Linked DNA regions of Homo sapiens: region 1 is linked to region 2. A link is an interaction called in ENCODE POLR2A ChIA-PET data of the cell type or tissue named here. Cell type or tissue: GM12878. All regions are shown on one strand. Each heading gives the region's core, and the rest is flanking DNA. Links, peaks and the distances in the headings are about the cores only.

Region 1 (11,251 bases), core at 1,438-9,437, 98 kb after region 2:
TAACAAAGATAATAACTTTAATGGCCACAAGCCCATTTTAATTCAAGAAATACCTGTATGAATGAAGACATGTCTCTGTAAGTGATAGTTCGTTCTAAAGGCAGCATTGCAGTGCTCACAAACGTGAGATTTAGGGGTTTTCAAACCAAGTGATCCATCCTCATTTATTGTAAGGATCTAGTTCAAAAAAAAAAAGGCAAAAACAAAAGAAATAAGTTTTTAAAATGTAATTAAATAGTAATTTTAAAAAAAAGATAATGCAAACAACGGTCACCACAGATTATGAAATATTTTGTTCTTAAATGATCTTGAAAAGACTATTAGAATAATGTTATCATTAACTGTAGGAAAGTACAATGTGACTCAGAATGAGCAAAAATCACTAATAAAACCTTGGAAGCTGGTTAAGTAAGATCTCATCACGGCCTTCTCCTCTGTAATGCTTATGCGTGATGGAGTTCCTAAGTCTTCAGTTAGGGTGAACACAGGTATATTTTCAATTTCAAATTCTCATATATGCAGGAAAAAAGCCTTTAGACATGATCTAATATCAATCAGTATGGGGCTAATTAAATAAATCATGGAAAATGAATACAATTTAATATTATGTGGTTGTGAAATAAAATGACAAAGCTCTCTATATACTTATATGAAAAGCGTGTCAGGATTTGTTAAGTTAAAAAAAAAAAAGGCAAAGTTTAGAACCCAGTGTATAGTTTTGCTAACTTTTGTATATAAAAGGTACATATAGGAATATATATTTGCATAGGCATAAAAACTACTTGAGAAGGATATATATACAGAAGTATATAACCTTGATTGTGATGGCTGGGGAACTGGGCAGACAAGAGATAAAATGGGAGGGAGGTTTTACACTGTCCACTTAACACATTTTTTTGAACCATGTAAGTGGTTACCTATTACTAAAAAAAAAAGAGAACACTAACTTTTCAAGTTACAATATGGTAGAATTTATGGTCTGTTTCAGTCTAGGATCACTAAGGTTATTCTAGAACTACTAAATTATTATTAAACATATTCCTAAGAATATTTGTCAAATAAATAAATTAGAAGTGGGTATGGGGTCCATCTGGGGCATAAGTACTGAATAAGAAAATTATTCAGCACTTATAAATTCAGTTTTTTAAAAAATAGAAGTGGGTAAAAAGAAGGAAGACAAGAGACAAAGCAACCTTGTCTTTCTGGGCTTATTGAGATTAAGAGTATTGCAAGCCTGGTTTGGATGGTACCACAGAGAAACTCACCTTAGGCTGCATGTATTCCAATTTATCAACAACTTGTTCAATGTGCAACATTAAGCTGCCTTTTGGCCAGGCATGGTGGCTCAAGCCTGTAATCCCAGCACTTTGGGTGGCTGAGGTGGGTGGCTCACTTCAGTTCAGGAGTTCGAGACCAGCCTGGGCAAAATGAGGAAACCCCGTCTCCACTAAAATACAAAAATTAGCCAGGTGTGGTGGCACACACCTGTACTCTCAGCTACTTGGGAGGCTGAGGATGGGAGGATCACTTGGGCCAGGAGGTCAAGGCTGCAATGAGCCATCATCATGCCACTGCACTCCAGCCTGGGCAATACAGTAAAACCCATCTCAAAAAAAAAAAAAAATTGCCTTTCATCAGACATGTGGAAGAGTGAAAATAATGATTCCTTTTTCATTATTGACGAAAGCAAAAAAAAAAAAAAAAAGGCACAACATTATGCTGAAACAGCAAAGAAAACTAGAAGATCTGATCAGGAGGGGTATGGCCAGTGAGAGGGAAACAATGCTGTAGGTGTGGGCATACAGAATGGGAGCTAAGAAACTGTCCAACAAAGGTAGAGAAATCTGGGAAATAAATATAAAGAACTGTGGAAACTGATTAGGGCCTGCAAACACACAGCTATGACCCCTTCTCAAACCTAGAAAAGGGCAGTACGTAAGGGAAAAAAGCTTTAATCCTTAAAACATTTTTACTTTAAATTCAAGAAGACAGTTCAGCCTATACTATATGCAGATCAGTGGTAATTATTATGCAAATTATACAGGGCATTTGGATTCTGGGCAAACAGCCAATGTGGTCAACAATGCTTCAAAGTCTATGCACCAAAGTCATGGAAGGGAAACATTTGGCAGGAGAATGGAAGTGGGTGTCACAGCTTCCTGAGGAGAGTCAAAGAAAGTGGAAAGCTTCATCTCTGGGCCAGTCAGTTTTGAATTTTTTCAACCCCTCCAAGTCACATAATAATAAGCAAGTTAACACTGTGCAAAAGGAAAACACACAAAATCTTTTAAAATATGACTCAAAATATTTTATACATAAAACAAACAAAAAGATGTTAAATACTTATATAAAATGGAACTAAAAACAAGACAGCACCAGGTATTTTTTTTCATGTATGTTGATAACAAATAAGAAAATCCAACTGCCAAAAAACATGGCACTTCAATAGCTTTCTGTGGCATAGCAACTGCAAGGAAAGGCTTTGTAAAGAACAAATCTGGCCCAAGTTGCTTAATGTGAAACGGATGTAATCCTTGACTGTACAAAGCCCTTTTATGAAGAGTTAAGGAGTTCTAGGTCATTGTTTTCTGGCACTGGAGGTACTGCTGCCTTTCATTGTAGATTCAAGCCTTAATTCAAGGTGAATTTTATGGATGAAACAGCTACCACTGCCTTGTGGATAAACACACAGGAAAATCTAGCTTTTTTTAAGTTCAAAGACAGAAACACCAAATTCTTGGACATTTTATATTTTCCTTACTTTCTTTTTAGGCCAGAGTAATAAAGGACATAGAGTAAACTCATCTTGACTCAGATGAGCATCAATGGCCCTTCCAATTTGTAACCTGTTTTAAATATATCCAACTGATTTTTATTCACCCTTATAATCTCAGTGTTCAAAATGGTATCTGGAGCATAGTGGAGACTCTATACCTGTCAAAGGACCTGGCTGCCTGCTGTCCATAACAATTACTCCTCCTAGCTTACCACTTTCTTGTTTTTTAAATTTGTTGCTAAAAGCAATACTTTACTTTTCAATTTTTTAGTCTTCAGATAACTGAGTAGTGAGAGAAGCGGGTAGGCAAAGAATAAAATCCCTTAGCAGAACACAAATAGCACACTAACGCAGGCAAAATTTTCTTCCCCGGTATAGACTTGCCTTCTTTTCTTGCTCACACCTTTTCAAGATCTTTTAGTAGAATGTGATCTACCAGCTGAGTGTGTTTGCCTTAGAGATTAGCAGTCTTACCTGCAACTGGTTCCATAAAACATCTTTGCTTTTCTTTTTTCCCCAACATATGGACACCATTACAACTGAAGAATTTTATGTTTAAAATTTTGAATTCTAAGATGCCTGCTAGACATCTTCAGATGCTTTATCTTGCCCCTTGTCATTGCTACTTCAGGAGAAATATGGTATATTACATAGACCAAGCAATCAGGTTTTAGCAAGTGGAGAAATTAGTAATACTCTAATTCTCAACACACTACATTTTTTTTCTTATCTGTTTAGTAAATTTAAAACAAGACTTTATAGAAAAAAATTGAGTATCAAATGGAATTTCTCAGTTAATCTGCTTTCTTAATCTCATATCCATTATGACATATTTTCTGTTTTAAGACAAATCTATTACCAGCCAGCTACCTAAATATACACATATGGTAAAGGTTATCTTAAATAATATACCCATTTTCATCAGGCAAAGCCCTAAGGTCTGCCTATTCAAATTCAGAGATTTTTCACTCCATAAGGATCACTGCCACTGAATAAATGAAACCTGACACCCCTCACTGAGAAAAAGTTCTGTTTTCTTAAAAGGCAGACATGATTTTTCACATTCAAATGTGTACTACTAAAATTATTAAAGCATATTTTAAACTAAACACTATAGGTTTTTATCATATATTCCTGAATCAATCAAAATCAACTTTGAAGCCACCAAAACTCAAAAGACTAATTAGATAAGAGAGTTTACATTTCTCACCTATTATGAGACGTTCTACTGCAACTGGGGATGGAGAATGACAGCTGTGACAATTCTCTTTACTCTCCAAATCCAATGAGAAATGGAAAATAGTGCAAGTCCAAAGATATACAAATAACAAAGTCACCCTGAGTAATACCCATCACGGCAACTTGACTGTCCTGGTCATCGTTAATAACCTACTCTAACATTGTCACTTTCTTTCATTCATCAAGATTTTTTATTGTTTCTCAGTACTAGATTTTTCTCATCACCAAATTTCCTTTTTAAATGGTAAGCTTTTGACAGCACCAGAACAAGAAATTCACTGTATCATAAGCATGGCACAACAACTATGTTCAGCAAAATGACCCTGGGTTTTAGAAAAAGGCTGTTTCTTCCCTGTTTCCTGAATATTAGGCAAAGAAGTAGGTGATATTTTCTAAAGAAAGATTTACATCAGATTTTTTTTCAAAGTTAGGGTTCAGTTCTATGGAAAAACAATTTATACAAGACACACAATTTCCTGGGAAAATTAGATAAATAAAACTCTATTATTTTGCCAATCTTCTTCCTTCATTTTCTTACTATTCCATACTTCCTGTTTGCATCCTCCGTCTTATAATCAGTTCATCTTTAAAGCTACTTCTTCCTAAATCAAGGTAACATGTAGAAGAAAGCATGGCAAATGTCTGGTATATCTACTTCTCTGTTTCTTTTCATTAAATTTTCCTTATTTTACATAATTCAATCTTTCTGATACCAAAGTCTAAAATCTTTTCTGGGAACCAACAATATATAATAAATTGCTGGGAAAGGATTCTCTATTATATAATCTATCTGATGTGTGAAAAGTGCTCTTCCTCAGTTCAGCATAACTTTGAATAATGAATTTTTATTCAGATCACCTAAAGTGTTACAACAAACCCAGTTCCTTTTTTCAGTACCTGATGAGAGATCCTGGCACATAACAGGCACTCAAATTATTTGTTGAATAAATGAAAAGAGAGATACATTTCAGAATAAAGAGAAGGAATTAAAAATATCCTCTCTCTCATTCAGTTACTAAGGAGGTGGAAAAGACCTATATAATATATACAACATGGGATTTAGATAATATTGTTATATTTTACTGAAAAAAATTCTTAGATTTCATTAATGTTAACCCAACAATCCTCCTAAAACCCTTCTGAGATGGAAACTGTTACCTTCTAATTCATGTAACAAGTGAATACCAAAGTCCAGTAGTAATACCTCATTTATTCAGAAACTTCTAGTGTCAAGATTTGAAGTTTTCAAGCTTAAGAGTATAACAGTCACCAAAAACAGACTCAAAGGGGCAAAGGAAAGTGATGTTAAGTGGCCACCCAGATATACAGCAATGTAAAAATGAATAGCACGTCACCAAGGAATGAGAAGTGAAGTGATTATAAGCAGTATAACACTTAAAGTCTAGCAGTGTGGATTTGCAGGGTCAGGTGGATGGGGGAGAGCCCTAAAATCTCTGTTCTCCTAGAGGGCTTCAACTGCAATACGCAATTTTAAAAAATGTTTATGTCAGCTTCAAGACATTAAAAGCTGAATTATGTTCAAATACACTAGATTTAAAAGGAAAACAACACCTTAAAGATTTCCCCCAAAAAATGGTGAAAATAAAATGAAATTTGATATTTAAAAGGTGTAAGCTTCTATTATGTAGAAAACTTACTTTCTTAAAACAGCTAATTCCACAACAGATGCAAATAGCTTGACCTAGATGATGTTCCCTAGCTCAGTTACCCTCTTCATCAGGCATGCTGCCAAGTGTATTTAGGCAAATTTCAAGTGTCAAAACCTACCTTAAGATGATCAGGCTTTCCCATTGCATTTAAGTTTTCCAAAAAAAAAAAAAAAAGACTCAGCTTTGCCATATGAGAAAAGTTCAGAAGGCAATTATTGCTTAAAATCCATGGCAGCTAAAGATGGAATAACAACACAGTACTTTAAGGCAGCCATAGTTACATGGATGTTTATAAGCTCTGATGTTTTTACTAAAACTCTATCACATTAGTTATACTTCTTGTGCAGATCCCCAATCTAATACTACACAATGGTGACACAAACTCAAAATATTCACAATGGCAAGATTTTAAGATTTGGAAAAGGTGCTGGGGGAGAGTGGAGTCCTCTAGGCATAATAAATCATAATTCTTTGAGGAACTTAAAATTGTTTTTAAGGAATTTAAAACAAGTAACACTTACTGATTTACAAACATGGGTAAGTTTCTCTTTCTCTTCATACCAAAGAGCAGAATGAATTATTTTAACAGAAGTTCTGAAGCATAAATTTTTATATACACTCCTGAGAAAATGTAAAATTACTCACTGGTTATATCTTAAAGTTCTAAGACTCCAGACACAAAAAACCCATTCACCTGGAGATGGCAGACCAGTGGTTAAAAAACAGTCCAAAACCATTCCCTGTCCCATTACATGTAACATGCCAGGACAATTGAAAAATAATTGTTTGTTCTTTATTTAAAAAAAAAAAAAAACAAAACCAGAGACAGGGTTCCACAATGTTGCCCAGGATGGTCTTGAACTCCTGGGGTCAAGCAATTCTTCCGTCTCAGCCTCCCAAAGTGCTAGGATTACAAGTGTGAGCCACTGTACCTGGCCTGTTTGTTATTCTTACACCTCTGTCTGCTGTATATTGTTTCTAGTCACTTCATCTTCCTAAGAATTCTCTAAAGGGCTACCCTAAAACATTCTCTTATACGCACTATACTTAGAATAGGACAACTCCGTCATCTGGCAACTACAGAGGTATATAAATACTTAAATAATACCTTTAGAAATATTCTAAAATGATACATTATAAATGAGTTTATCGCAAATTAGACAAGCAAAATAGCTTAAAGCCTGTAAATACCTAATCTATATTTACAAATACCTAGAACATATCACCAAATACAGAGTCCAACACCCAATAAGAAGATAATCTGGGTTTTAGTCAGAATTTCAAGAAGAGAGTACACTTGAAATAGATACCCCATAGATCAGCAATGAATCCGAAGTAACAACCAATCACTATCACAAATGATTTTAGAAATAATTTTTTACATAAAACCTAGTATTATTCTATATCTGAAGAACTTGATTTGTTCATTAATGTAAAGAACCCCCAAAAATGATATAAATTACTGAGAAAAACATTAAAGCCCCAAAAAAAGAAGTGGAGGGAGAGGGAAGAAAAGAAGAAGGGAGAATTTCACAAAACATGAAATATAAAATGCCAACAAAAATTTTAGAAGTTTAGTGTGACCAGAAACTAAAGAAATTCAAATTTAAACTATAATGAGGCTCCCATCTTAAGCAAAGTCAGACACTCAAGACCAGTGAGAATGCAGACAGATACACCTCAGGTCCACTGCAGGTAGAAGTGTAACTGGTATAACATTTCTGAAAAGAGTAACATTATCAAGAAATCTTTCCAAAAGTTCACACCCTTTGATCAATAGTGCACAAAGATACATACTCAAACATTTTAAGTGCAGCATGATTTAAAACAGAAACAAAAGGACTACAACTTTCAAACAACATAATAATGTCCAATAAAACAACCATTAAATATAACATGATCTATTAAGAAATAGATTATGTAGCTAATAAATGATTACAAAAAACATTAAAAACTTTAAGCACAAAAGTTGCTTACATTTCAAGTGTTAAAAATCAGCTAATTTATTCTATATTATACCTCCATATCTATCTGCACAAATTTGAAAAAAGAAAGGGAATATGGCAGAAAATCCAAGTAGTTATCTCTAGGAAATGTAACTATGGGTTATTTTAGTCTCTATGTTTTTCAAAATTTGCTATTGTAGGCATATTTATATGTCCCCAAAATAGTGGTATGCTGGCAAATATTTAACCACCAACTAAGGAATCAGGAGGTATAGAAACATTTGCTGATTTCCAGGGTGTAAATATTCCCACCATAGCTAATTATAAGCTACCAATGGTTTTGGCAACTAATTTGCAAATGAAATCTTGCAAGCCAGCTCAAGCTGGCTCCAACACACTAATAAGTCCAAAAGTATACAAAAATATAAATAATAATGATGATTATGATTTCAAATCACAAATTTTTAAAAAGCCATCAAAAAAATCATATTACAGTATGATCTTTTTAAAAAGGACTTTCTCACCACATGAGGGAAGAAAAAAATAAGAGTTAACTATAAAAATGCAAATATGCTGCAGAGAGTTCAGAGAATTTCTAGGAATACCAAAAATGCTGTATACATTCAGCTATCACTATACTAAAGAGAAAAAAACAGGCCAGGAGTGGTGGCTCACGCCTGTAATCCTAATACTTTGGGAGGCTGAAGTGGGAGGACGGCTTGAGACCAGGAGTTTGAGACTAGCCTGGCCAACATAGCAAGACCCCATTTCTGTAAGAAATTCAAAAATTAGCCAGGCATGTTGGCACATGCCTGTGGTCCCAGCTACTCAGGAGGCTGAGGGAGGAGGATCCCTTGAGACTGGGAGACTGAGGCTGCAGTGAGCCATGATCATGCCACTGCACTCAGCCTGGGTTACTTGTTTATTTACTAACCCATTCATTAACCCATAAAATATTTACTGAGGATCTATTATGTCTCCTATTCCAGGCTCTTAGGATACAGCTGTGAACAAAATGAAGTCCCTGCCCTCATGAAGTTTACATCCTATTAACAGGGATCCTATATCTTTTCCTGATGAATAACTGGTATTACATTTTCCTGAAACCTTAATATAAAGATAAGGAAAACTAATACAAATGAGAAGAAAGGGCAATGCATGCCATCCGATAGAGATATGGAAAAAGAAAAGTTCACTTTTAGACAAGTCAGGAACATGGTGAAAGAGAAGCAGAAAAATTGAAAGCAAGGCCCACCACCTCCATGCAGGCACGCACCCCCTCCTACTAAACCACACAAGACTTCTACATCTGCCTTAGGGTCCAGCCAGGTTCTTGCCTATAGAATTAACCAACAGTTGGAATTAAGAGGTTGTGATTACCACCTTAATACATTGTCTTACTTTTGCGGGAGAACGTTGTTTCCGCTTCTTCTTTTTCTGTAAGTCTACTGGCTCTCTGATTTGTTTTTTGTCTCTCATCAGTTGCTCAGATACATCAGTAAAAGTAATTTCCTGCTTTACGCTTATCTGTTTAAAAAAAGAAAAGCCAATTTTAGACATAAATAAAAAGTTCATTGTGACAAAAGGCCATTTTATGTTTAATCCTTTGCTAAACCCACATACAGGTGCTTCCAGAATGATGATCTATGTGTGTGTGTCCTAACTATATACAGTGCTATAGAATTCATTAATAGGCAGTGGGTAATAAGAATTGAGAGTACATAAATTGAGGGATAAACAGATTTTTTTTTTAATCTACCTGAGAAAAAAGATCAAAGACGTCCTGGGAAAAGATGATCATAAGACCAAGCAGAAGTCAGGAAATCGTAACATCAATTTCATTCCCACATTTAAGGAAACTGATACTGAAGTTAAAAGCGCACAAAAAAGGTTAAGGTCCAAAATTCAACACAATACTAGGGAATAAAAGAGGTATTTAGACTTCTAGATGGGCTCTGTATTTATAAAATATCAAGTAAACCACACAAATTCTAAAAGATAATTTGTCAAAAGAAAGACAAATTAACAATGAAAATCTAATTATCTTCATGCTCAACAGTTTTGTCATATGACTCAAGATCTCAGCCAGTACTTTCCTGGGCTCTACAACAGACCATCACCAAATATGTGTTTATAGAAGCAATTATAATTTTAGGCTGCTACACTGTACAAGACATGATGCTAACTACATAATAGAGAAATACTAGAAGAAACATTAAGATTTCAACAATGTTCTTCAATTTTCAGATCTTAATTCTCAGAGTTACTTGTCCTTAAAGAAAGAAAAGAAAAACCAAGGTTCTAAGATCACTAACAGTACCATCGTCAGTTCTCATCAGATTTGATGGTGTTCAGTCATCCCCTCCTCACTGCTACATTTTCAATCTATCCTTGAAGTAAAACAAGAACCTTAAAACTAGGAAACTTTCAACTCAGGCTATAAAATACAGTAAAGATCCTTGAGAATAATTCAGTAAGTACAATGTGCTAATGGCTACATTTTCAAGAAACACACTAAAAAGCATGGTGCAAAAGATGATGAACATCTTACAGATTCAGTGTAAAGGTGGAAAACAGCTATGTAGAAGAGGTTCACGAGAAAAAATGCAACCTAAGCCAGGAATTTCATACTGACAAAATAAAAAGTGGAAGTTCTCATGAATTCCTGAAATGCAGGCCATGTGAGAATCACAAATCAAGAACCCTGGCACAAAAACATGATGTAAATGATTATTTATTTAGCTAGTAATTCTACCAAGTTACAGAAGGGTACAGTGACCACTCTTCTGGCTTCGTTGGTATCAATTATTTTGACTACAAAATACGATGGTAAAATCACCACCTACAAGACTTGGGAATACAGACCTCTTATCACCTCTGAAGTGGTATTTACTGAAAAACAATAACTGGGAATGGGTATGAGACAAGAAGAGATAACAGACTATGTAAGCAGCTGTGGAATTTCTCTGCCCTATTTTGAAGGAGTACCAAAAAGTAGTACAAACATTTCTGTCAGCGTGTAAATTCCAAATAAACCATGGAAATGTAGCATGTGGCAACAAAAAAGAGGAACTCTTTTTAGCAAGTGTCAAGAAGAGTGTAAGATAAATTCATAAATAAGTTCTGCTGTTAACTGCCATTCACAAACCAACCAAGAGCCTTTAAATGCAAACAGTAAAAAAGATTAACACGTATATCTGAACCTGTTATTTCCACATATATGGAAAGTGATTATATTAATACTGTGATTTTCACCTAGTCCCATTAGTACCCTCATGCTTATTTGCAGGCCTGAATTTCAATGCTGTTCTTATTACCAGTCCAGATATGCCACCACCACCACCATCCACCACCACTCTACCTGCCCTTCTTTCTTCAGATTTGACTAAACTCAGACATTTCTCCTAAAACTCTAAAGCCCCTGCTCATCCACTGAGTCAGTCTCCCTCTGGGCTTCCCACTTTGATACTACAGAAGCGGTCAGACATGATTTCCTTTTCATATCTCCCTTCTATACTCATCTAACTTCTTCCCCAGGTTAAGACAGAAGTAGAGACCTATAGTGTCATGCTTCCTCTCCTCTTGCCACTCCCTATGCCGGTTCTTTCTTGCAAGTTCTA
Region 2 (11,251 bases), core at 1,714-9,713:
ATGCTAAATAGATGATGGTACCATCACTGGAAATTTGCAATATAAGTTGTAAATAAGGATGCTTGAAACCAAAGAGACTTACTTTAAGGAAAGCAATTAACAGTCCAAAATTAAACCGTCTTCTCACAATGAGTCTGGGGGTAGAAGTGGGGGTGTTTATGGAGAGTAGGAAAGTAAATGTATCATAGAAGTTTAATATTTTGTTGGTAGAGGAGCTAGTAAATAATGTGTCTTGGTTGAGAAGTGTAGAAAATTATGATAGAAAAGGATAAGTTTAATTATGACTTCTGAGGGTAGACTGTCACTACTAGAAGAACTAAAAGCATAGTAGAACTTCCAAATCAACCAAAATGCAATAGAAAAATAACTGACACATGTTGCCAAAGTCAAAAGAAATGAAAAATAAAATTTTATATTTTTTACAAAGTAATGAAAACGAGAATGTTTTATTCAAAAACTCAAGAGGCATAACTAAACTTGGGTTCAGAAGAGAAAAATGTATAGTCTTAAATGATTTTATTAGTTAAAAAGAAAAATAGGCCAGGCGCGGTGGCTCACGCCTGTAATCCCAGCACTTTGGGAGGCCGAGGCGGGTGGATCATGAGGTCAGGAGATCGAGACCATCCTGGCTAACAAGGTGAAACCCCGTCTCTACTAAAAATACAAAAAATTAGCCGGGCGCGGTGGCGGGCGCCTGTAGTCCCAGCTACTCGGGAGGCTGAGGCAGGAGAATGGCGTGAACCCGGGAAGCGGAGCTTGCAGTGAGCCGAGATTGCGCCACTGCAGTCCGCAGTCCGGCCTGGGCGACAGAGCGAGACTCCGTCTCAAAAAAAAAAAAAAAAAAAAGAAAAATAAAGGAACGAAGAATTAACTTCAGTCACAAAAATATCAACATAAATAAAAAGATAATAGAGAGAAGTATTTTATATAAAGAAATATGAAATTAATGAAATAGAAGAAAAAATAACAAAAGAAAAATACAAGAAACAAAAGCTGATCTTTTAAAAAAAAATTAAATAGATAAGCCTCTGGTAGCCTGATTACAAAGAAAAGAGAAAATGCAAAAATATAGACTATTAGGAAAAAAACTACATATACAGAGGAGAGTAAAGAATGAATAGAGGGCCAGGCCCAGTGGCTCATGCCTGTAATCTCTGCACTTTGGGAGACCAAGGTGAGAGGATCACTTGAGTCCAGGAGTTCAAGACCAGCCTGGGCAACATGGCAAAACCTTGTCTCTACAAAAAAATACAAGGCTGGGTGCCGGGTGCAGTGGTTTACGCCTATAATCCCAGCACTTTGGGACACCAAAGTGGGAGGATTGCTTAAGCCCAGAAGTTCAAGACCAGCCTGGGTAACATGTCAAAACTTTGTCTCTACAAAAATAATTTAAAAATTAGCTGAGCATAGTGGTGCACGCCTGTAGTCTCACCTACTTGGGAGGCTGAGGTGGGAGGATCACTGGAGCCCAGGAGTGCCAGGCTGCAGTGAGCTGTGATGGCGTCACTGCACTCCACCCTAGGCAACAGACTGAGACCCTGTCTCAAAAAAAATTAAAAAAAGAATGAATGGAGAATAGAAATGAGCCATAAATTATGGTATATTTATACTATACGATATTAAGTAACCATTTAAAAAGCATTGGTTTAAAACATTGACCAAGAGATATATCTATTACTTAAAGTGAGAACTACAAGCCATGGAATAATGTATGAAATTTGTCCCCATTTTTTTTTTTTTTTTGAGACAGAGTCTTGCTCTGTCGCCTAGGCTATAGTGCAGCGGCGTGATCTCAGTTCACTGCAACCTCTGCCTCCTGGGTTCAAGTGATTCTCCTGCCTCAGACTCCCGAGTAGCCGGGACTACAGGTGTGCATCACCACGCCTGGTTAATTTTTTGTATTTTTAGTAGGGACAGGGTTTCACCATATCGGTCAGGCTGGTCTCGAACTCCTGACCTCATGATCCACCCGCCTTGGCCTCCCAAAGTTCTGGGATTACAGGCGTGAGCCACCGCGCCTGGCCTTGGCCTTGTCCCCATTTTTGTAAAAACAAGCAAGCACTTCAAAAATCCATAAATACATGTGTATAAGCCGAGGGAAATGTTCCAAAAGAGAACACTGGGATCACCTCAAGGGTGTGGGGGAAAGCTCTTTATTTTCATTGTCTCCAATGTGTTAACTGACTACAATGAATATCATTATGTAACTGTCAAAGAATTTTATTAAAAAATACAAGCAAACATATTAAAAGTACCCTTATGTTTACGCAAAAACTAAATCAGGGTATATCATCACCCTGTCTGCCCAGGTTTAGGGAAGCAGCCCAGGACTCAAGGCCTTCGTCCACACACTCAGCAACTGCCCAGCCTTCCCTAGAGCAATCCAGCCACCCCAGAGGCGGTACCCCTTCCAACCTGAATGCTGCTTTTCCTTGGAAAACATTCCTGGTGGTTTGTTTAATGTGTAAATGTCTTAAGGGTTTGTTATACGTTAAACGTATTCTATTTCCTCCTAAATCTTAGACCAGGCATTCCTTTTCTTTTTCATTCTCCACAGAGAAAAGCCTAATTCCTTCTCACAAGACACAGTGGGTGTTGCTCACCATTTTAAAGAGAGAAGGTGGCCTATTTTCAGGGTGTAATGCTTCCATTCCAAGGTAATTCTTTTAGCAAAATTGCACCTTGACAATCACAGGCATTTTCCTTCCACCTTACCTGGAGGACCAGCGCTGCCCCTCAACACCCCTCCCCTTCTGACACAAACTTCCAGGTTTAAGGTTAAAGAGTTGGTGGATTAACACATATGTCCTGAATATGCGTTAACACCCATAACAAAAACTCCAGGCCTATATCAGGTCCATAAAAACTTTCCAGTCATTCATTGTTTTTATACAGAGTCCAGCACAAAGCATGTGAGCCACTAATGAACGTTCTTCCACGTGTCAGCACAGGCTGAAGCTAGACATTTTGGTGTTCAGGGTAAACAGTCACCAAGAACCCTCAGGCCCACACAGGTAAGTGGAGCAGGGAGTGAGGGGAGTCTGTAGTCCATCGTCTCCTCCCCTGACAAAGAGTTTGGTCCCACAGAGCAGGCCCTGCCACCAAGGCCTGAGAGGGATGAAGGGGGAAGGGTTTTGTAGGATGCAGGGCAATGACGAGCCTTTGCAAGCTTTTGTTTTACTTTTTATTATTATTATTATTATTATTTTGAAATGGAGTATCGCTCTGTCACCCAGGCTGGAGTGCAGTGGCGCATTCTCAGCTAACTGCAACCTCTGCCTCCCAGGTTCAAGCAATTCTCCTGCCTCAGCCTCCCAAGCAGCTGGGATTACAGACGTGCGCCACCACGCCTGGCTAATTTTTGTATTTAGTAGAGACAGGGTTTCACTATGTTGGTCAAGCTGGTCTCGAACTCCTGACCTCAGGTGATCCACCTGCCTTGACCTCCCAAAGTGCTGGGATTACAGGCGTGAGCAACCACGCCCGACCTGCAAGCTTTTAAAATCATTACTTTAAGTGTTAATATCTCCTCAGTTTTGATGCTCTAGGGAAGGGATTGACAAACTGGCTCACTGGCCAAATCCTTTTTGCTGATTATTTTGGTAAATAAAGTTTTATTGGGACACAACTATACCCGTTTTTTGTAAGCCATTTATCTGTGGCTGCATTCACACTACAGTGGCAGGGTTGAGTAGTTGTGACAGAGCCATATGACCCTCAAAACCCAAAATATTTATGATCTGGCCCTTTATAGAAGTTTGCTGACCCCTGCTTGGGGGTAAAATCAGGGAATCTGTTTTGACAATCATTAGAAATAAATGAATGCACACATGCCCTGGAATGAGGGCTGAGGGAGTTAATAAGAACAAGGAATAGGGAGCCTCAAAACCCCAACCGCACCCTAGAGGAAGGAGGAGCTCAAATCAATAACCCAACCTGTCACCTTAAGAAACTAGGGAAAGATGAGCAAAGTGAACCCAAGCAAGCAGAAGAAGGAATCAATAAAGGTCAGAGCAGAAATGAATTAGGGATCAGAAAAACAATAGAGAAAATCACCAAAACCAATAATTAGTTCTTTGTAAACACACCTTTATCTAAGCTGATCAAGAAAAAAGAAAGAGAAGACATTATTTAAATTAGGAATGAAAGGGGAGACATTACCACCAAACTTACACAAATAAAAAGGACTATAAGAAAATCTATAGACAATTAATATGCCGATGCATTAGATAACCTACGTGAAGTGGACAAATTCATGGCCGAGCACAGTGGCTTACGCCTGTAATCCCAGCACTTTGGGAGGCCGAGGCGGGCGGATCACCTCAGGTCGGGAGTTCAAAACTAGCCTGACCAACATGGAGAAACCCCATCTCTACTAAAAATACAAAGTTAGCCGGGTGTGGTGGCGCATGCCTGTAACCCCAGCTACTCGGGAGGCTGAGGCAGGAGAATTGCTTGAACCCAGGAGGTGGAGATTGTGGTGAGCCGAGATCACGCCATTGCACACCAGCCTGGGAAACAAGAGCAAAACGGCGTCTCAAAAACAAAAAACAAAAAACAAAACAAAATTCCCAGATTAAAAAAAAAAAAAGAAATGGACAAATTCCTAGGAAGATATAAACTATCAAAACTAAATCAAGAAGAAGTAGAAAATCAGAATATGCCTATATAAGTAAAGAGATTCCATTAGTAACCAAAAAACTTTCTATCAAAAAAAACCCAGGACCAGATGGCTTCATGGCAAAATTCTACCATATGTTTAAAGAATTAACACCAACCCTTCACAAACTCCTCCAAAAAATAGAGAAGGAGGGAACACCTTCCAACTCAGTCTACGAGGCCAGAATTAGCCTGACACCAAAACCAGACAAAGAATCACAAGGAAACTACAGACCAATATCCCTCATGAATATATACACAAAAATCCTCCACAAAATGTTAACAAACCAAATTCAGCAATTTATAAAAAGGATTACACACTAACCACACCCTGATCAGGGACTCCTGGCCCGCGCCAGCGACAAACAAAGCACAGGCACTCCAGAGACAGTGACCAGGGGGACTCTAATGTTTGGGACCAGGGCCCAAGTGGAAAGGCAGGAAAATAGCTGGGATGCTGGTGCAGTGGCGTCTCAGGCCGTGGCTGCCAGCACTTAGAAAACATCTTATCTGTGAACATCTTTTTTCCAAATCAGCCCATGTAAGTGGGACTCTCAGCAGCACAGATGCCTGTCTTTGTCCAGGGGTGTTCACACCAGTGCCCATCCATGGCATCTGCCTCTAGAGGCTCACTTGGTGTCTGTACCGAGAGGGGGAAAGCAGGATTTTGCCTACCTTGCAGCCTGGTTGGCTATAAAATAGCAGAGAAGTAAAAAAAAAAAAAAAATTTATATACCAAGTCCCCAGGGTAATAAAGTAAACTGACCATTTATTACTCCCCTCTCCAACTACTATACTTAAATAACTTTCTGCAGTCAAGGCAAGTGCTTTTTAAGAGTGCAGAGGCCATCTGTTTGCCTTTCCTGCACTGTCTTAGACACACACAGGCACCCCCACCGCCCACACATGCACACACGCAGCTCTGTGCTGTTCGAGAATCAGATATATTTATGCTGAAACACCCTGCTCCTGCTGCCTAAAAATAAAAGAAACAAAACCGATGCTTTCTCTGGGGAGATTCTTGCACACTCTAACTTAGACAAATTCTTCTCTTTAAACTGTTTTTTCAACCACCCACCACCATTTGCACTCTCATAAAAGCCTTTTTCAATCCAAGAAATGCTGACAAAGAACTGCTTCTTAATGTCTGTACTTTGTTCCCTCAGCATTAAGTCACCATGCCTGTGTTTTAGCTAAAAAAGCCTTAGGATTTCCCCCTACTCGCTCGTTTTCGGAGTGCCTCCGTCCATTCTGATGAAGCACACTCCTCATTAACATTCTCCCTCTCAGACAGGGCGTCCACACAAGAGGCTGTCAGCCTCCCTGTGAAGGCCACCCGAGCTATCAAATGCTCCCGGGAGCTCCTGCTCATTTGAGAAGTGCCTGCTTCTAGGAAAGCCCTTTGGCACAGGCAAAATACCCATCTTCAGTAAAAAAGCGTCCCAGGGCCCAGGCCACCTGGCTGCCACCTGGCTGCCACCTGGGCTTCAGCCACTGTCATGCAATCTGGTCCCCAGATTGAACAGCAAGAATGTGCTGGCCAGGCCCTGCCCTGCTGGTCACATCAGGCATCCAGGAGGCGGGAGTGGCAGAGGGAAAGGAGTGCTGGACTAAGAGGTCAGGCCCTGGATAGTGACTTGACTCTCTGCTGAATTCCCTTCAGAGCCCCAACCTGCTCGTCTGTCACATGCGGCAATTGTCCCCACCCTCGCTTCTCCCCAGGTCAAGTGAGGAAATGGACAAGAAGAAAGTGGCAGAGGGCCAGGCAGGGGAAGCATCCCGGGCGCAGGCCTCACCTGTCCAAACACATAGAGCAGCCCGATGGTGCCTCCCGTCTGCCCACCCAGGACCGAGGAGATCATGGAGTAGACGCCACCGCTGCCGATGCTGCTGCGCTCCCCGACGCCAATGCCAGACAGCACCGTGACGAGGGCCACCAGGATGACGAAGGACACCAGGAACATGCCCAGGAGCACTCCTGTGTTTCCCTGCAGCAGAATAGCAAGGAGCAAGGTTGGATTAGGTGAGGAGGCCCCGCCAGCTCCCTGCTGGGGGCATTGACCACCTCCCCTCCTCCCACAGCACTGGAATAGGGGCCAGGGGTGGGGGCACAGAGTCAGGACAACTAAAAAGGACAAAGCAAGCACCACAACAGCCAAGGCCAGGAAGAAGTTCTAAGTGAAAGGAAGCGTCCTGGCTGCAAATTCTTCAATGACTCTCCCACCTATAGGGTACAGTCAGAGCTGCTGATGCCCTCACGAGGTGCCTCCTAATCTCACTTTGTGCCTGACGTGCAGCGACAAGTTCTCTCCCCACCCCCACCCCTCCTCATGCTGATTCCCCTGCCTGGAAGGCCTCTCCTGCTCATTCTGTACCTTTGTCAGGTTAACTCCAGCATATCCTTTAGGCCTCAACGTTTAGGATTTCTCACCAGGAAGCTGGCCCTGTAACCCTTTCTCTGGGCTCCTCCAGTGCCAGGGCTTAGTACTTTTCACAGGACTTGTCATATTGAGTCTGTTTCCAAGCCAGTTTTGACCTCTAGGCTGTGAGCTCCAGGGGAGGATGATATGGTTTAGATGTTTGGATTTGGATCCCTTCCAAATCTCATGTCGAAATGTGATCCCCAATGTTGGAGGTGGGGCCTGGTGGGAGGTGTTTGGGTCATGGGGGTGGACCCCTCGTGAATGGCTTGGTGTCCTCCCACAGTAATGGGTGAGTTCTCACTCTGTTCGTTCACAGGAGAGCTGGTTGTTTAAAAGAGCCTGGCATCTCTCTTGCCTTCTCTCCGGCTACGTGGCACGCTGCTCCCTCTTCACCTTCCCCCATGAGTGAAAGCTTGCTGAGGCCTCACCAAGTGCAGATGCTGGTGCCATGCTTCTTGTACAGCCTGCAGAACTGTGAGCTAAATAAACCTCTTTTCTTCATAAATTAGCCTCAGGTATTCCTTTATAGCAATGTAACATGGACTAATACGGAGCAGGATCATGTTTTCTTCCCCTTCATATTCTCAGTGCTTAGCATAACCTCCACAAAATAGGTGTTCATTAAATGCTTGTTGAGCGAATAAACAAACCATGCATGGCTGGAGATGAACACATGTAGACAGACACATTTCAGTGTGAAAAGCAAGAGTCGCAGAGAGGCAGTGGACACAGCACTTCTAAGAAGGAGATGTAATGTCACATGTTTTGCAATAGAAAGCAAGGAAGACTCCTGATAGTCAAGACTTCATGTGTTGTGAGTGCTGGAGAGGGTCCTAGGAGTGGGCAGAGCCAGTTCAAGAGCTGAGTGGCCTAACATGAGCTGGAAAATTGTCCTGGAAGTCAGTTGTACTCTGTTCCAGTGTTTATAATATAATGCTCAAGGGCTCCACTGCTGGTCTGAGACCCACCCTGGCTGTGGCTAAGGCCGAAACCTGAGCTGAGGATCTGAGTGTGGTGTAGAATGAGAGCTTAGGAAGGTCTGGTCTTGCCCAGACTTCTTATGGGGGCTAAGAATCCTGTACATCCCACTATAAAGGAGCTTAAATCTCCCCAAATTTGCCTATGTAATGGTTAATTTTATATGTCAACTTGGCTAGACTACGGCAACTAATTGTTTAGTCAAACACTAGTCTAAATGTTGCTGTAAAGGTGATTTTCAGATGTGATTAATATTTACTATCAGTTGACCTTAAGTAAAGGAGATTACCCTCCATAGTATGGGTGGGCCTCGTCTAATCAGTTGAAGGCCTTACAAGCAAAGGCTGGTTTCCCAAAGAGGAAGGAATTCTGCCTCCAGGCTGCAATACAGAAATTCTTCCTGCATTTCCAGCCTTCAGACTCAAGACTGCAGCATCAATCCTTACCTGCTAATATATACATGACATACTTACATCTCCTGTTGGCATTGGCCTGTTTCTCTGGAGAATCCTGACTAGTAGATTCTACACCTTGAATGGCCTCCTCTCTTTCACCCATCTAGTCCAGCTCACCCTTCAAAGCCTGGCTCAACTGCATCTCCTCCAGGAAGGCTTCCTGACACCTCAGTGACTGCAGCACTCATAGCCTGTTCCACCCCAAGGGACTTAATGCTGTTTTCAGAACTCTCCTAATGCAATATCTACCCACCACAGCTGTTAGCTCATAGGGCGGGGCGGGGAAGAGAGGAGGGGATGAGGGCCCAGGCCATGTCTTGTCTTTTGTGATCCCACTGGCACTAAGTAGTGCTTGGCCCACAGCAGGTGCTCATCCATGTTTAGATGGTGACTGGCTTGCCTTTTGTTCTGCGCACCTGTGTGGTCTACTGAAGTCCCACTGCATGAGATGGCACTGTGTGTGGGACTGAGAACCCCTGCCCCAGGCACACATCTGCTTGGAAGGTCCTAGGATGCTTTGCATAAGAATTAAAGAAGAGGCCTTTTGTTCCTTCTACAGGGGGAGATGAACTGACCCCCAGGATCTCACACAGCAGAGTCCATCCTAGGCAATCCATCCCTAGAGGTAGGCGGCCCACACCTCTGACCAAGCATCCCCATGCACAGTCTTACCTACAGGGTTGCAGTGTGGTGGGGGAAGGCAACCATGTGGGCGGGCCCAAGATGAAGTGAAGAATACCGGGAAAACTACAGAGGGCCACAAGCTGGAGGCAAAATTGCCATCAATCTGATCTCTCTGACCCATCTCAAGTCCGGCTCATGATGAGCCCTGACTTCTGTGCTCCTATTCTGCAGTTAAATCTATGGTGTGAGGTTTCCATTAGAAATTCGGAAGCCTATCTTCACAGGATGCTCATTTAACAAGCAATGCTAGCTATTCATCGTGCTTGCTTCTGTTTCGTGTTTCAGGAGCATCTGTGCTTCAGGAATCTGTGGCCTGCACTGTAGAATGCAAGAGTGGCAGAGCTTTCCTGTCTTGGGCCCGTGAGAGGCTCCAGGCCACCAACTCAGCACTCACCACCAGCCAGCCAGTCCTCAGGAAGAGCACAACCCCAAAGATGTTGATCATGCAGGATGTGAACACACCATCCCAGGTCCCAAACAGCACAGGCTCCCACATGAACAGCTGGGTCTTCCACCAGGGCTGGGGCTGGGCCAGGGCATCCTGCAAACAGAACACACAGAAATCAGCTGAGGGGCCATTGGGAGGGCCAGGGATGGCATGAGAGTGGAACAGGAGGAGGGAGGTAGGAGAACTCAGCTTAAAAACAGTCCTGTCTTATTGTGCCAGGGCAAGTGTGTGTGTATACACACATGCATGCACATACACACACATGCGCACACACACATCTTGAAGCATACCTCTACAAAAGGATCACTGTTCTCTTGTAACAACAGTGATTCCGTATCCATATGTAGCAGAGACTCATTATTCACAAACGTAGTCCTTTTCCTCTGGTCATCACTCAAGTAGTCAGGGAGTCAGGTAGACTCCCAGCCTCTTTGCAGCTAGAAGTGGCTGTGTGACTGAGTTCTAGCCCATGGAATGCAGGCAGAAGCAATAGATGACACTTCTAAGTGAGTGTGAGATTCTGGGTTTCACCTCCTGGGGCTCATGGTCATGAGCCCTCTTCATCCTCCAGTCCTAGCAGGGACAGCAGCTTCCGGCAGTTGACATTTGGCCAACCTTACTGAAGCGCTCTTTGCTCCTTCAGCCCTTCTAACACCTCTGCAATCAGCCCTGTGGATGAGATTCCCTGTTTAAAATGACTGAAGTTATTTCTGTTTTCCTTACTGAGCACTAATACAGTGATCTCTGCTGATACCCCAGGATTCTTCAGCATTACTGGACAATTGTTTGGAATCAGAGGCGAATAATGAAAAAACAGATTCCTTGCTCATTTTTCCAATTCACAAATAACAAAGGCACTTATAAACACTCAAATGGAAACCCTTTACTAAAAAAACCATAACTTCGTGGATATACTAAAATGATCTTAAACAAAACCAGTAGTAACTCACACTGTGAATGCTCTTATGTAGGTTTGGCAATTAATCTAAACTCAGGCATGAACAGAGTCTTCCAGTGACCACAAACGACTACAGCAGTGATTACGGTTCTCAGCTGGGTGGGGTGGGTGGGGAGAGAGAGGCATCCAAAGCTAGGAGTCACTGTGTGCAATGAATCTGGACCTGGTGAGCAAATGTTATCCATAAACACAATAAAAAGGCAGAAAAATCAAGAGTTTAGGGAAAAATCCAAGATCCAGAGTCCACGGGGCATGGCTCCTGAATGGCTGAGAACAATGGGTGCGCCCAGGATCTAGAACCAAAGGCTAAGGCCAACGGCATGTGCTCAAAACCAAAAGGGAGGATCCCAGCTCCTCTTCCACCTCCTGTATCAGACATCCACAGATCAAGAAGGGGCCTCGAGAAATACTCAGGGATCTCAATTCAGCCACATGGGACTGATGGGCCAGGGGACCCCTTGTGTCTCCGTCAGTCTCCAACTCCGTAAGCTTCATTTATGCATGTACATGACTGCTTGCCTGTCCTTCACAAACCACAAATGAGCAATCTCCTGAAAGTCAATAATTGTCAGAACAGTCCTCGTGGTTCGGAACAAAGACTCTGCCAATCTAGGCTTGTCCTTGAGCAAATGGTACCAAAGGACCT

What was found. ChIA-PET counts read pairs that join two places held together with the same protein. Peaks named below come from ENCODE experiments on the same cell type or tissue, not always from the same donor. Only the 100,000 strongest peaks of a DNase experiment are listed, where the experiment ranks them.
Region 1: POLR2A ChIA-PET joins it to region 2 with 6 read pairs; 3 of 35 experiments call an interaction of 5 or more read pairs at or near these places.

What each region holds. Positions count from the first base shown.
Region 1 is chr3:125,279,071-125,290,321 of GRCh38, forward strand. ZNF148 (zinc finger protein 148) reads right to left here. Exons shown (of 9, transcript NM_021964.3): 5 at 9,033-9,158; 6 at 54-177. Among named protein-coding and RNA genes, the nearest start is that of SLC12A8, 72 kb to the left of the region's middle. In GM12878, for the core only: no CTCF peak of the experiment used is centred there; no DNase peak of the experiment used is centred there.
Region 2 is chr3:125,180,782-125,192,032 of GRCh38, forward strand. SLC12A8 (solute carrier family 12 member 8) reads right to left here. Exons shown (of 14, transcript NM_024628.6): 3 at 9,594-9,740; 4 at 6,456-6,647. Among named protein-coding and RNA genes, the nearest start is that of SLC12A8, 26 kb to the right of the region's middle. In GM12878, for the core only: no CTCF peak of the experiment used is centred there; a DNase peak (open chromatin) is centred at 5,583; H3K27ac peaks cover 1,807 bases.